Regions from separate parts of the Mus musculus genome. Here region 1 is linked to region 2. The links are chromatin loops, found by intact Hi-C in ENCODE. Cell type or tissue: left cerebral cortex. All regions are shown on one strand. Each heading gives the region's core, and the rest is flanking DNA. Links, peaks and the distances in the headings are about the cores only. Region 1 has its middle 5.7 kb from the start of Larp4b. Region 2 overlaps Gm36264 (a long non-coding RNA gene).

Region 1 (8,340 bases), core at 199-8,198, 77 kb before region 2:
TCCTTTCCTACCCTGTAGATTGAGACACCCTAACTTTCCAATTACATTAGTGTACTAAGAATTCTTAAGACATTGGGTGAGTCAACTCAGTCTATGCTAGAATAAAGCACAGCCTATACAAAGTTTTTACTGAGAACCAAGTCAGCATTTAATAGGTGTTTTTTCCTATAAATCCCCTGGGATGTGGTTCAGTGATAGTGCCTGCCTGACATATGAAAGGCCCTGGCTTCCATTCGTAGCATGGAGAGAGAAGGGGAGAAGGGGAGGAAAGGAGAGGAGAGGGAGATAGAGAGGGAGAGATGAGAACCTACGATCCAGAGCATCTTAGGTCCTAATCACTATGATTCTGTTTCCCTCATACGCCTACCCTCTACTTCTGATCTACTCTTGCTTATCTCCCCCCACGCCCCCCCCCCCCCGCCCCTTTCCTGTGATCCTATCTCCCTTCTAGGTCCTCTCTGTACTTTGTAGTTCTAGTAAAGACTTAGCAATCAGAGCCAGATGCAATGGCTCTCACCTTTTGCTTGAGCAGCTCATGGAGGTGAACCAGATGGATCACTGAACTCCAAGCACTCCTGGGGAGCGTCAGTGTGAAACACTGTTTCAAAAAAATAACTGAAACAAGATATCCATCCAGTCACTACTATCCCCCTTTTTAAACTTTTAAACACTTCATTTTCTTTTCTTGTATGTGTATATGTATCCAAAAATAATAGAGTTAATGAGGGAAAGGGGAACTCTCTTCTTCACACACACACACACACACACACACACACACACACACACATACCCCTTTTAGGTAGAAGGGATTGATTCTCATGTGGGAATTAATTTGTTCCTTTCATCATGTTGGGTCCCAAGGATTCAGCTGAGATCATCAGAGTTAGTAGCATGGGCCTTTGCCAGCAGACTATCTCAGTGTAATTTGCAACTGGCACCACAATGCTACCCCACCCCAGTTAAATGGTAAGTACTAGCCAAGGAACTGATAAGTGCTTTTGCCAGCTGATACACTGTGTTGTTCATATGCCCATGGATCTTCCGCTGGAGCACAGGAAACTTGCCAATGACAACATTCTCAAACAACAACAACAAACAAACAAACAAACAAAACCAGTAGCTCCTCAGTAAGTGGTGGGGCCTGGAGATCACTTCCCATCAATACCAGAATTTTGGCTACCTTAATCTTGTGCAGGGCTTATGCAGATGACCACAGGTACTGTGAGCTCATGAGTGTGCATAGCCATGTCATGTACAAAAAGTAATATTTCACACTACTCTTCCCATTCTCTAGCTCTTACCTTCTTTCTGCCTCCTCTCCTGCAATGTCCCCCTAAATATCCCTTTTAGGACACCTAAGCTCTCTGTCTCTTATCCTTAGTACTTAAGCTATGCATACAACTATCCATTGACTGCAACCCACTTGGGGGGGGGGGAGAGCTTCTCTGACTAAGGTGGAGAGCAGCCCAGGTCTATGAATGTAAACATAAACATTTAGAACTTATTTAGACAGTGTAACCATTTAGCAGAATAATAATGGCAGCTTCTAGCCCACAGCCTATGATCTCCCCAGCTAGATTCACTAGCTTTTGCCACAGGCATGATATTCTCTCCACAGAGATAGGACTCAAATCCAATCAGAAGGCTGTTAGTTCTCTCCTAACAGCCATGCCAGTATTATAGCAGTGGGCTTATCCTGCTCAGTAGGTCAATACTGTAGTATGCAAGGTCCAGTGCTAGGTAAGACTCTTGATGCCTTTCCTCCTCCAGCAGCCTACATAGCACCTTAGCCAAAAAATAAGACATTTTCAAGTTGGATTAGCACTGGTTTCTCTGTGCCATGCAGCCAAAGTGTGTGGCGTCCTCAGCAATAGGGTCTTACCTTGAAACTATGTTAAGTGACCAAGGGCAATGACAGTTACCTATGTTCCTTTGGGGACCTCTGGGGCCTCCCTAACCAATCACTCGTAAGGAAGCATTCCATACCTTGGTAGTAAGGCTCTCCTTTTATAACTCATGTCCACCCATGCAGAGAAGTTCTATTCAAACACTCTTTTGTTAAGGTGTATTTTAAAATTATCTTGCTAACTAGTGAGTTTTCATATGGCTTTCAATTTCTAATCTAGGCATAGCAGTCCACTCAGGAATCCCAGCACTGGAAAGACTGAAGGAGGTGGTCCCAGGTTTGAGGCCAGTCTAGATTTTGCTTTTAGTCAAAGATACCAATGATGCCCTGGACTACAAAGGGAGGCCCTATCTCAAAACACAACATCAATTCTAACTCTTTCCAGTTATGGTTGCCCATCAATTAAACAAATATTTTCTAAGAACTTCCTTTGTGTTAAGAGACTCTATTGAGTTCTGGGGCCAGGAGAAGAATCCTGAAGAGAAAGTAACAAGTAGGAAAGAGAATAAAGGATTTTTGAGAGGAGGATCCCAGCCACCTCGGGAAGGAAACAGGAGTGCTAGGTAACCCAAGGGTGAAGGGGCTGCTCACAAGCCTTCCTCAGAGAATGAGCACCAGTTGGGAAGCTAGAGGCAGGCTAGTCCTGTTCGGTGAGTCAAGATTTTATTATGAGGCAAGGAAGAACCCTTAAGAAGCTTTTCTCAGACTTGCTACAGACTTTTTCATACCATAAAATGGACCAGAATAGAAACACACTAAAGAACTGGCTAAGTCAAATTAGGCGGAAGTATCAAAATGAATGACAGTCATATTCTAGAATATGTTGAATTTTTTGGAATGCATGAGTTCACACAGTTACTAAGGTGTGTGTGTGTTTGTGTGTGTGTGTGTGTGTGTGTGTGTGTGTGTGTGTGTGTGTGTGTGTGTGTGGTTTGTTTAAAAATAGTAGGGATTATAAGAGAAAAGGGAAAGCTCTTTTTTATAGTACACTACTGGCTAGTAAATGAAGAAGAATTTGTTGGTTTTTTTTTTTTTAAATCAGCCATGCTGCCACTATCATAGAATTTACAACAGCCATGAATGCTAAGGTGAATGAAAGTTTATTGAGGCAGAGGTTATATATGACACTTCAATGCTTAGTAATTTCAAAGGGAAAGGACATTTTGCACTTGACAAATGTGTGTACACCTTCAGAATCAAGTGAACCGAGTCAGCAATAATGGTTTCCTGACTGACATGCGCTCCCATGAGACCAATTCCGTCATGTGGGATTCATGCCCAAAACACAATGGGCAAGATGATGTGTTGAGCATTGCACCAGCTGCATATGATTGACACACAGGGGACCATACAGCTCTTCTCCCTGCTCTTTTGCATGATTTAATTTCTTTGTGATAACTGAAATATGAGAATGCTATGGAGGATTTTAATTTCCTATATGTATTCCATGAATATGTGATATTCATATCACAGTTAAATAAATGAAGGAGTGCATTTCCTAGGATATCCCATACTCCCTAGCTGAAGAAATAAAGGGGCCCAGACAAAGCCTCTGAGTCTTGCATCTTAAGACACTGAAGAGACATACAGCAGAGCTTAATGGGCAAGCACAGAACCAGGAAGAAAAGAGTCCAGGCAGCAGTAGTAGGATGACCTGGGAGAAAGCAGCAACAGACCAACAGACTAAGGAACCTATGGATGAGGACCTGCAGTGGGAACTTAAGATTTGCATAGCCATAGAATCCTGGAATGAGGGGCCATATCTAACGGCTCTCTCTCTCTCTCTCTCTCTCTCTCTCTCTCTCTCTCTCTCTCTCTCTCTCTGTGTGTGTGTGTGTGTGTGTGTGTGTGTGTGTATGTGAATGCAGTGTAGTGTATGAGCATGTACGGTACATATACCCACACGTGTACATGTGGAGATCAGCAGGGTCCTGTTCTGTCACTCTCCTTTTTATTCCTCCGAGACAGTCTCTCGCTGGACATTCAGCTGGTCTGGCAGTCATCAAGCCCCAGGAATCACCCTGTCTCTGCCTCCCACAGCAGGCCAGCACATCTATGCCTGCAGTCTAACTCAGCTTTTTATGTGCATTCTGGAACTTCAAATTCTGGTCCTTTTAGCTAGTGCTTTCTTATCAAGCACTCTTACCCACTGAACCATCTTCCCAGCTCCTCTAGAAAGGTAAGAAACCTTTCTGCTTCATGTGCTTCACAACACCTGGAGGATGATACATTTACAGAAAGCCCACAGGAAAGACCTAAGCTGCTCTATCCAGATTTCAGAGGTTGGGTCTGTGACTTCTTTGAATGTGACACTGTTTTCTCTTATGCTGGTTAGGACGGCAGCTCGAATCCGTGGTACCTGTGGATTTCCACAGGGATTATCTGACCTGCTTACTTTCAGTAATTTTTAGTTCCTTTTACATTACCATAGCCAAAATACCTGACAGAGATACTGAAGAGAGCAGAATGTTATTTTGGCTTGTGGTTTTAGTTTATATTACTCCATCATGTTAATGGCATGGTGGGAAGGACCAACATGTCAGTGGGTGTTTGGGATAGAGACTGTTCACAGAAGCAGAGAGCTAGACACAGAATATAGCCTTCAAAATCCCGCCCCTTTGTGGCCCTCTTCCTCCAACTAATTCCTGAATCCTTAAAGCCCTACCCACTTCAAAACAGTACCACTAGCTGGGAAACGGGTACTGAAAATATGAGCCTGGAAGGACACTGCAGATTCAGACATCAAAACCTATATAGTGCCTGCCTATGTCCAGGCATGAAACAGTTACTAGGCCCAAGGAAAGACCTATGTACATCTTGATTGCATGCCTTATTGAAGCCCTCACAAAGAAAAAGAGTGAGTTGATAAGTGTAATGACTACTCCTGGTTGTCAACTTGACTATATCTGAAATGAACTAAAATCCAGAATTGTAGGGCTCACCTGTGATCCATATCTTGAGGCAGGGAGATACAAGTTTCTGACCTGGATCTTGGCATGGAGATCTTGAGACATAGTGGCTATGCCTCCCAGGAGACTAAGGCAAGGAGATCTTGGAGTTCAAGGTCAGCCTGAGACAAAACAAGTCCCAGATCCAGGTGTGGTGGGCCACACCTTCTGCTGGAGACCTACATAAGGACTTTGGAAGAGGGAAGATTCGCTCTTCTTCACCTGCTTGCATTGACTTGCCAGCACATCTGTTAGATCTGCTAGCCTTGTGGGACTGAGCAACTACTAGATCCTTGGACTCCTCATCCTCAGTTGACCATTGTTGGGGAGTTTGACTAAGACGGTAAGTCATCATAACAAATCCCCTTACTATATAGAGACTATCCATGAGTTCTGTGACTTTAGAGAAGCCTGACTAATACAGTAAGAGTCAAGAGATTTTGGAAGGGTCCCTAGTTTGGGATTTGATACTTCAGACAGAGAACCTGACTTTGCACGTCCGTTAACTACTTTTTTGTTATTGCTTTTTGTTTGGTTGGCTTCTTTCTCTGAGATAAAGCATCATAACCAAAAGCAATGTATGGAAGAAAGAATTTACTTGTTTATTTTGGTTTACTGTCCAAGAGAAAGAGTCCATAATGGCAGGAAGCCATGGCAGCTGGCAGGCAGAAGAGGAAACTAAGAGAGCACATTCTCAAACATAAGTACAAAGCACAGAGTGCAGACTGGAAACAGAATGGGGCTATGAACTCTCAAACTCTGTCCCAATGAAGTACTTCCTCCAGCAAGGCTATACTTCTTAACAGTTCTGTAACCTCCCCCGAATGCCACCTGGTGACCAAGTGTTAAAATACATGAACCCATATGTCTTAGTTACAGTTTTAGTGGTGTGAACAGACACCATGACCAAGGCAACTCTTATAAGGACAACATTTAATTCTGGCTGGCTTACAGGTTCAGAGGTTCAGTCCATTATCATCAAGGTGGGAGCATGGCAGCATCCAGGCAAGCATGGTACAGGAGGAGCTGAGAGTTCTACATCTTCATCTGAAGGCTGCTAGGAGAATACTGACTTCCAGGCAGCTAGGATGAGGGTCTAAACCTTACACCCACTGTGACACATCTACTCCAACAAGGCAAAACCTCCTAATCGTGCCACTCCCTGGGCCAAGCATATACTAACCATCACACCATAGGAAACTTTTTTTTTCATTTAAATCTATACATCATGTATATGCAAGTATATTCCCCTGGGAAAGCTTTAAACTCCTAGAGATCTGACAAAGTAATCACCATTTTTTTTGGTTTTTTAAATTCAGCACCCTTCCACTGAACCAAAATTTGTCCCAGAGCCTCTGTGGAAGCAAGAAATGGGGCCAGGTTCCTCCCATCCACCACCTTGGGTGAGGAATGCAGTCACCTCTGAGAAGTATGATAGCCCAGCAAACCATCCTAAGAAATAACTGTGTGTTTTGTTGCTTTAGAAAATGGACATGGGGGCTGGAGAGATGGCTCAGCAGTTAAGAGCACTGTCTGCTCTTCCGAAGGTCCTGAGTTCAAATCCCAGCAAGCACATGGTGGCTCACAACCATCGGTAATGAGATCTGATGTCCTCTTCTGGAGTGTCTGAAGACAGCTACAGTGTACTTACATCTAATAAATTAATTAATTTAAAAAAAGAAAAGAAAATGGACATGGGTACCCAGTCCACAGCCAGGATGGCTCTTTTTACTAGATAAAAATAATTCCCAGGAGGCCTGTGAAGTGAGAGCCAAATAACAGCAGGCTCTATAATTTTGAGGGTTTTTTTGGTTGTTGTTTTATTTGTTTGTTTGTGTATGTGTGTGTGTGTGTGTGTGTGTGTGTGTGTGTGTGTGTGTGTGGTGCACGCGTGCACAGGTGCACAAGGGCATAGAGATCAGAAGTCGACCTCTGGTGTCATAACCAGTTTACCTGGTAGTTTTATTTTTTATGTTTTTCAGTAGTGAATCCAGCTGACCTGGAACTTTTATCACTTTCTCCTCTTTCCTGAACTTCATGAAGATAGCTATTTTTGTTTCTTTCATTTGTCAACACTATAACCTTAGATACCATATAATATAATTGAGAGGCACAATCTTCCATACGTCACTTACATTATACTTGTATTTCCTCTAGGCCTATGTTAGTCACTTTGACTAGACTTGGAGACAGTTTCCTAGATCCTCTTTGTAAAACATCTGAAGTTGACAGGTCACATGCTACCAGTTGCTCTTAACAGGAATCCCAGAGGGAGACTGGGAATCCAAAAGAATACTTATTCTCTCCTTCAGTTTCTTTTTTATAAGTTTATTTTTTACAATTTTATATTTATCTATTTGTGTGTGTGTATAGGTCATGTGTCACAACAGCATGTAAGTGGGGGTCAGAGTACAACTTGCAGGAATGGGTTCTCTCCTTCTACCATATGGATTCCAGGGACCTAACTCAGGTTTTCAGGTTTGGTAGCCAGTGTTTTTACCTGCTAAAGCGTCTCGCTAGAGCCTCACCCTCCATTTCAAGGTTGTACTTTCAGACTTCTTCACCTCTCTGGATGTGCTATACTTTGACTACCATGCACTGGATATATGAGCAAATATGTATCAGGAATGGAAAGAAATACAAAAATCAGATGTTTTTTTGAGGGTCTCATGTTTCTAGGTGGACCTTGAGCTCCCGGTTTAGCAGAAGATGATCCTGAACTTCCGATTCTCCTGCCTCTGCCTCCTGAGTGCTGGGATTAAAGGCATGTGCCACCACGCCCGGCTTTTTTTTTTTTTTCTTAAACACTTTAATTTCCCTTTTAACCCACCACCCACCAGAGGTAGTGGGAAAGAAAAGATACTGTGGAAGTGGACCTGTTTAGAAAGGTTCTTTGGAGTAACTCCCATCTGTGTTATTTGGAAACCAGCAGTTCAGTTCACAGGTTAGCAGCAGCAGCAGCAGCTCAATCCACTCACAAACTCTTCATGGAGCACCAGCAGTCCACTTTGGTAGAGTCAGGATAGCAGACAGGAATCATCAGTGGTGGCACTGCCTAGCAGAGACAGCCAGGCCTCATCCTTGGCACGAGGCAATAGCAGGAGAAGTATATGTTCTCGGCTGTGCCTCTCTCAGTGAACTGAAGATCAGCGAAGATTCAAGACCAACAAACACTGCACAACTCGCTCTACCAGCAAGCCAAGGTCATCCCCCATCACTGTCTCTCGAGTCCTATTTACACCCTCCATACATCACAGGTCCTCCATGGGTCATGCCTCAGCTGACATCACTCTGCCAATCAGCCCAAGTCCATGGAAGCAGCAAGAAACTGCAGTACATCACATAGAAGTTTTTGGTGCATTTCCCTCTGTGGAGTCCCAACAAATGGAGCTCAGCGACACATGTAAGGTGAACCAATACATGCGTATTAGCAAAGAATCCTTTATAAAGTGTCCTTTCACGTGCTTGCTTTAGCAGAACATCCTT
Region 2 (8,340 bases), core at 162-8,161:
GGGAGTGCCTGCCTGTAATTTCAGTGCTCAAGGCAGACAAAGAGTCCCCAGAACAAGCTGGCTACCTTGATGAAATATATAGGTGAACTCTGGTTTCATCCGATAGATGCTACCTCGGTGAATAAGGTAGGAGACTGAGGAGGACTCTTGACAATATCCTTGGACCTCCACATGAATCCATAGAGCACACACATATGTCTATATACATTTAAGCATGTGAATGTATACAAAGAGGGGCAAGAAATAAAACAAGGGCTGGAGAGATGGCTCATTGATTAGGAGCCATGCTGATCACCCAGAGTACCCATTTGATTGCCAGTACCCACATGGTGGCTCACAACTGTCTGTGACTCCAGTCCCAGGGGATCTATCTGATGCTCTCTTTTGGTCTCTTGTGGGCACTGAATGAACATGGTTCACAGAATACATGTCAGTCAAGCATATATATATATATATATATATATATATATATATATATATATCCTAGATTTGTATTCTCTTATTCATGTTGGGGTAAAATGGAATAATTTCAGTCCCCCTAAATTTAATCTATACCTTAAGTTAGATCTAGTTCAACTTCAGCAAAGGTGAATTTTCCAGTCTTTGGGTAAATGGGATAAACCTAGTAGCCATTGGTACTATCATGGCCTCCAAAACCCCAAAAGGTAAAACATAAATATCAAACAAATTTAACATCTCAAATATCTAATGCCTTTATTTGAGAGATGTGGTGGGGGTAGTGGGGTTAAGATTTCAGAGACTCTGGGAAATGAAAGTGTTTCACCTGGCTAGTCAAACAGAACACCTTTCTATAAAGGTCTACAAGAGCTGGTGTGTAACAGCAAACATGGACATTCTTTCACCAAACAAAGCAGCAGAAGTAAACAAGAGGAGCCGCCTGGTCAAGGTCCCATGAGGGGTGACTCAGCACAACTCACACTTGAAGCACAGCCCTTGCAGTGAAATCCAACACTAGAAGTGTATTGCTCATTGCTGCTTCCTGTTGACAGATTGTATGGAGCTCCTGAAACAAACCCTCCTGGGAATAACGACTTCCAATGCACGGTCTTGGGAAAGAGCAGGCAGGAGACTCCCCTGCAGAGAGGCTTCAGTAGGAGAGGGAGTTCTGAAGCCAGACTAGTTGGCCTTCAAGTCCACAAAGGACTGGCATTAGGAGAGAGAACCACTGTTATAGCAAGACAGAAGTCCTGAAGGGAGAGCACGACTTATGGTTCCTGAAATATAGACCAGCTATAGTCAAACACGATGGAACCTTAAGAGTAAGAGAGAGAAACTTTCTTTCAGACCTGAAGAACAAAGGGAGGTTCTCACTCTTAGGTTTTCAGGGCTAGAGGGGAGGGTAAAGCTGGACTGGCCTAAATGCCAACGAGGAGAGAGCTAGGTGCTAGATAACACCTAAACATTTACCTTGTAGCTGCTAGGAAGGGGGACTGCAAAGCCACTAAACAACATGTTTTCCTACCAACTATCTGCTCCAGAGAAAGAGCTGCAGGGGATGTGGCCTGATATTTGGATAGGAGTTGGGGTAGGGTGGGTGAGACGACATGGACAGTCTAACACTGGGGAGCATCATTGTAGAAAAGTGGATCTGGGTTTTCCGCCTCATTGCTGAGTTCTGTGACCTCAGCTCCTTACCAGCTGTGTACCGTTAAATAGGTTACTTAACACTCGGTTCATTTCTCTGAGCATCACTTTCTTATCTATAGATTAAGAATACATAGTATCTCTTGAAGGATTGAGCTACAGTGTACTCATGCTGATATGTACCTGAAGGCCTAATGTGCCAGATGTGAGAATTAATGCACATAAAATGCTTGGAACCCTACTAGGCATGCAGCCTACTCTCAACAAGTGTTAGCTATTATTGTTGCTGTTGTTATGCAAATACTTGACACTCCTACCCAGTCATTAAAGGGTTTGGGAACAGGTTTGATGTGTCACAACAACTGGGAAAATAGCAGTGGGAGGTGGGGTAAGGCCAGGAGCCAGAACCTAGAGATGTTCTTTGTCTAGGGATGTGGGGTGTCCTCTTCACACCTAATGCCAGCTTCTTTCTTTGCCCAGTGATCCCCTTCACTGCTGTATGCGCAGTGCATACAATGTCTAGGGACTACATGGGAGCATTTGTGGAGACCAGTTAATGTTTAAACTTAAAATAAATACCAAGTCTTTTTAGAGATTTCTGGGAACACAGGAGAAAAAGAAAAATTTGTTAATTAGGAATGAATTTCCAAGTGGGATGTGTTGGTTTATGTCCATAATCCCAGCTTTTGAGAGGCTGAGGACTGCATGTTCAAGGTTAGCCTAGGCAGAGTGTCTGTCTGTCTGTCTGTCTGTCTGTCTGCCTGCCTGCTTACAATCTTGGGGTATATAGCAAGCCCCTGGGGTGTTAGTGGGGCTTACAGTTACCAGTTAGAAAGAAGCTTGTTCAAATTGATCCTCCTGACTCTTGACTAAGCTGAATTATTAACATCCACCTATTGTACCTCATTAGGCTCAAATGTTGTGAAGGCAAGAATAATTCTATCTTTCTTACTCATATATTTCAAGTGCTCAGAGCAATGCCCACAGCACAGTTGGGATTTAAGATTTATTAGCTGGCAACTATTGTTGCTGGTGTTATGCAAATACCTGACTCTTCTGCTGAATTCTCAATATACTAGAATTCCACATACTTTGTCCCAGCCACTGGGCACAGGCTTTTGGGGGTAGACTTTCACATATAAAAGTTTAAATTTGAAAAAAGTGAAATAGATACAATAATGAAGGTGAAGCAATAGGAATCTCCACCAATTGTCAGACAGCTTGAATGTGCACACATCATGGCTGTTGGGGTAGGTGTGACAGAATTTTTTGGTAGTGTGGTGAAGCACAAGACAGAAAATGAACAGAAAATCAGAAAACGTGGCCTGCATTTAAGAGACTTACACCCATCGTTTAATTTTCAAATCTGTAAAATGTGAAAGTTCTTGAGATGAGAGTTTCAGTATTTACCTCAGGCTAGGCTTAAACGTTCACCCCAGTCTCTCAAGTGCAAGGATGACAGGAGCGTCATACCCAGATCCGAAATGAGATGCTTGAAGAATAGACCCCAGGCACATGATAGCAACTTAGTGCAATCAGGGATTTTGCAGAGGTGAATGTCTTATGAGATTATGTTTATGGATATTTGTCTATACTTCTAGCTACTGGTAGGCTACCAAAGTTGTGTGTGCTTCCTTGGCAACAGGCACGTGCTCGCATGCACACAAGCACACACTCAAGCAAGCGTGCACACACACACACACACACACACACACACACACACGAATATTGATCTATCCATCTAACTACTGATAGGTCAATATTACTCTCATGTATCCCATGCTGGACTCAAATTTGCAATGTAGCCAAAGAGGACTCATATGTAGCTATGAGGCCGAGAGGACGAGATGGCCCCGGCTTCCAAGCCGATGTAGTCCAGCTAGCTGGAGCTTTGGATCTCTTTTTTCTTCCTCCTCCTCCTCCTCCTCCTCCTCTTCTTCTTCCTCTTCCGCCTCCTCTTCCTCCTCCCCCCCTCCTCCTCTTCTCCTCCTCCTCCTCCTCTTCTTCCTCTTCCTCCTCCTCCCCCTTCTCTTCCTCCTTCTCTTCTTCTTCCTCCTCCTCCTCCTCCCCCTCTTCCTCCTCCTCCTCCTCCCCCTCTTCCTCCTCTTCCTCCCCCTCCTCCTCCTCCTCCTCCTCCTTTTTTCTTCCTTCAGAAGCCCTCTCTGTCCCCATCAGCAGGGGCTCTGTACTTCTGAGGCCGAGAGGACGCCATGGCCCCAGCTTCCAAGCCAATGTAGCCGGGCTTGGAGCTTTGGATCTTTTTTTTTTTCCCCCTCCAGAAGCCCTCTCTGTCCCCATCAGTGGGGGCACTGACCTTAAACTCCTTGTAGTGATTTGAAAGAAAATGGCCCCCAAAGGGGTTCAATTCCTGAGTTCAATTCCCAGCAACCACATGGTGGCTCACAACCGTAATGGGATCCGATGCCCTCTTCTGCTGTGTCTGAAGATACCTACAGTGTACTATTATATAATCAATCAACCAACCGATCAATCAATCTTATTTTTTAAAAAGGGGGTGGCATGGTAAATAAATAAAACAAATTTTTTAAAGTAAATAAATAAGACAATTTAAAAAGAAGAGTTGCCATGGCCATGGTTTCTCTTCACAGCAATAGAAGCCCTGAGGCACTCCTCACCTTCCTGTCTCTATCTCCTGAGTGCTTGTATTACAAGCATGTTTCACCACAGCCAGGGCTCCATGCATGCCAGGCAAGCACTCACTCAACTGAGCTACATCTCCAGCTCAGTTCCTAGTACTTTTATGTTATATGATGTTTATCTAAAGGGCCCAGCAAAGTAAGGCCTAATATTTGGCATTTACATAAGAAGAGATGATTACTTGGAAATCTAAAACATGGGGGAAATCACTTCAATTCTACCCATATCTCTTTTTAAAGAGATTTATTTTATTTCATGCATATAAATGTTTTGCATGTACGTATTTGCACCACATCCACACCCGGTGCTATCAGAGGCTGGAGACGACATTAAGTCCCCTGGAACTGGAGTACAGATGGTTGTAAACTGCCATGTGGGTAGAGAAACTAAACCTGGGTCCTCAAGGAGAACAGCTTGGCCTCTTAAGTGCCAAAACATCTCTCCACTCACTCAATCTTGCCTCTATATAGGTAATATTAGCCTATCAGTAGCTAGATGAACAAATAGCCACATATATATTTATATCTCCACATACAGATTTAAATGTATGCAGGTATATTTCGGCATCTGTCTATATTTTTAACAATCTAAAATAAAGTAGTATAGAGGCTAGAGTTCTCAGAAACATGCTACTTTGACAGGATTATGTAGCTTCATGTGAAATTAGACATTATTGTTGCTGTGTTCCACCCCTGCCATATTCAAGTAGTACTTGTCATTCTTTCCCGCCTTCTGTAGCCTATTGTGACAAGACCAATGATAACATTAGTGCAGCTTGCTTTCCCTTTTGTCAAAACTTGTATTATACAATCAGCAGACCAGAGTACACTATTTGGTTCATAATGAGCTGTGTTTTGACTGCTTTCATTATTTCCCAATAGTTTTCAGAGCTCACACTTAGGTTGTTTAAGGAAAACAAATGTAAAGATCAGCCCTCTCATTTGGATCAAGTATACAGAGCACTTAGCTTTATGTTACTAAATGTTTTTTTGTTGGGAGTGATGTATCCTTCTTTCTAAAGTCCCAGTGACAAACTAAGGTGCATTTCCACCACAGGTCACTCTGGGAAACTAATGAGTTTCCTGGGTTTCCTTACAGAGCATACATGAAGGGTTTCTTGCAGGAATGTGGATGCCCTCCCAAAATGCCCCACTGTTTTTACCCAGCAGAAATGATGGCCTTCCCACAGACACATAAATGGGTCCCTCTCCCCAGTACTGGTCCTTCCTCATCTATATATTCTACTCCCTCCTGAGGCCATATGCAAGTACAGCAGAACTGCTTACAACTAATTGGAAGACGTAGCTAGATATGAGGGTGGGGCATACCCTGAAAATGGAGTTACAGATACTTTTAAGCTACCATGTAGGTGCTAGGAATTGAACCTGAGTTCTTTGCAAGAACAGTATATGTTCTTAGAGCTATGTCTTCAGCCCAATTTCAGACTATTTTCTGTATCATCACCACCACCACCACCACCACCACCACCATCATCATCAAAGTAACAGGTTTCATTATGACATTTTCATGTACACCTCCTTATACTTTGTTCTCAATTGCTGTCCTCTTTCACTGCTCTCCTCCATACTCTATCCCCTCTTTTGGTTGGTTCCCTTCTTTCACCAGTTACTCACATCGTCTGCTTTCTTATTACATGAATTCCATTACCTTGTCATTTTCCCCTCCCTTAAGATCTCTTCCTCTCCTCTCATGATCCCCTTTCTGGTTTTATAATCAATACACACATACTCATACATATACACAAACACATGTATATGCAATTTTAAATCTAGGTTCTACATGTAAAAGAGCATGTGAGGTACTTGTCTCTATGAGTCTGGCATGCCTTGTTCAACATGATTTCTTTCCATTTTCTTTCTTTTTTTTTAAAGATGTATTTATTTATTATATGTAAGTACACTTTAGCTGTCTTCAGACACTTTTTCTTCTCGCTCTGGCTCCACTTGCTCCAGCCCCGGTCGCTCTGGCAGCCCAAAGATTGATTGATTTACTGATTGATTTTATGTAAGTACACTGTAGCTGTCTTCAGACACCCCAGAAGAAGAAGACACTACTTCAGATCTCATTAAGGATGGTTGTGAGCCACCATGTGGTTGCTGGGATTTGAACTCAGGACTTTTGGAAGAACAGTCAGTGCTCTTAACCACTGAGCCATCTCTCCAGCCCCTTCTTTCCATTTTCATTTATTCCCCTGCTAACGTCAGGGTCTCACTTTTTTCTTGTGGCTGCATGGACGATCCTACTATATATATGCACCATTATTTTATTTTATTTTTAGCCATTCATCAGGCCAACTCTTTTCACTTCCTTTTCACCATGAGCAGCACAGCAACAAACATGGAACAAACACCTCCATTATGTGCCTTTCAGATGTAGACTGGAGAGTGGTTGGTTCAGCTGAGTCACATAATAGTTCTATTTTTTGATTTTTGAGAAACACCCATATTGAATTCTATAGTGGCTATCCCTAATGTACATTCCCACCAAAAGTGATAAGGGTTCCCCCTTTTTAAAAAAGATTTATTTATTTTATGTATGTGATATACTGTCCCTCAGATCCCATTACAGATGGTTGTAAGCCACCATGTGGGTGCTGGGAATTGAACTCAGGACCTCTGGAAGAACAGTCAGTACTCTTAACTGTTGAGCCATCTCTCCAGCCCCAAGGGTTCCCCCTTTTCCAAATCCTCACCTGCATGGTTTTTGATGATACTCATTCTGACTGGGGTGAGATGGGATCCTAAAGCAGTTTACATTTGTATTTCCCTGATGGCTAAGGGTGCAGGCCACTTTTAAAGTATTTATTGGTCATTTTCATTCCTTCTTTTGAGAACTGACTATTTAGTTTAATTTTTTTATTGGATAATTTGGTTTCTTAGTGTTTCAGTTTTGCTGTTCCTTAAATATCCTTGACATCATCAATCCTTTGCTTGATCTGTATGTGGAAAAGAAGTATTTCCTGACTCATCACTCAGGTAATTGTTTCCATTTTGGTAAAAATGCTTTTTAATTTTATGTATTCTCATTTGTCAATTCTTAGGGCTACTTCCTGTGTGTTTGGAGTCCTGTTAGGACTAATTCTTCCCTTAGCCTATGTGTTGAGATATCGTCCCTGTTTACTCTAGTAGTTTCAAAGCTTCAGGTCTTGGGTTCAGATATTTGATCCATTTTGAATTGATTTTTCTGCATGTTGAGTGCAGAGTTAGAGTTTCCATTGCTGTGAAGAGACACCATGACCAAGGCAACTGTTATAAAGGACAACATTTAATTGGGGCTGGCTTACAGGTTCAGAGGTTCAGTCCATTACTACCAAGGCAGGAAGCATAGCAGCATCCAGGCAGGCATGGTACTGGAGGAACTGAAAGTTCTACATCTTGTTCCAAAGGGAAATGGAAGACTGGCTTCCAGGCAACGAGGAGGAAGGTCTCTCAAAGCCCACCCCCACAGTGACACCTTTCCTCCAACAAGACCCATAATTCCTAATAGTGCCACTCCCTGGGCCAAGCATATTCAAACCACCACAGTGAGGAATATGGATCCAAATTTCATTCTTTTTGTTTTTGTTTTTGTTTTGTTTTGTTTTTGTATGTTTGTTTGTTTGGTTGGTTTGGATTTTTCGAGACAGGGTTTCTCTGTGTAGCCCTGTCTATCCTAGAACTCACTCTGTAGACCAGGCTGACCTCGAACTCAGAAATTCGCCTGCCTCTGCCTCCCAAGTGCTGGGATTAAAGGCGTGTGCCACCATGCCCAGTTTAAATTTCATTCTTTTACACATAGAAATCTGGTTTTCCCAGCACTGTGTGAAAGGTGTACACCTACCCTTAGCACAGCACAGCTTGGTCTAGAACAGTGGTTTTCAACCTTCCTAAGAATGAGACCCTTTAATACAGTTTCTCATATTGTAGTAACCCATAATCATAAAGTTATTTCATTGCTATTTCCTTTTTTGAGGGGTGGTGGTGGTGGTTTCAAGACAGGGTTTCTCTGTGTAGCCCTGGCTGTCCTGGAACTCACTCTGTAGACCAGGCTGGCCTCGAACTCAGAAATCTGCCTGCC

The links. A loop is a pair of places that touch in the nucleus more often than their neighbours do. Peaks named below come from ENCODE experiments on the same cell type or tissue, not always from the same donor. Only the 100,000 strongest peaks of a DNase experiment are listed, where the experiment ranks them.
Region 1: a loop joins it to region 2, with 3.0 times the contacts of the local background. A loop is called at or near these places in 4 of 42 quality-filtered maps.

What each region holds. Positions count from the first base shown.
Region 1 is chr13:9,084,013-9,092,352 of GRCm38, reverse strand. No RefSeq gene overlaps it. Among named protein-coding and RNA genes, the nearest start is that of Larp4b, 5.7 kb to the left of the region's middle. In left cerebral cortex, for the core only: no CTCF peak of the experiment used is centred there; no DNase peak of the experiment used is centred there.
Region 2 is chr13:9,007,263-9,015,602 of GRCm38, reverse strand. It overlaps Gm36264 (a long non-coding RNA gene), which reads left to right. Exons shown (of 5, transcript XR_873116.2): 3 at 7,164-7,259. Among named protein-coding and RNA genes, the nearest start is that of Gtpbp4, 15 kb to the right of the region's middle. In left cerebral cortex, for the core only: no CTCF peak of the experiment used is centred there; DNase peaks (open chromatin) are centred at 3,451 and 3,807.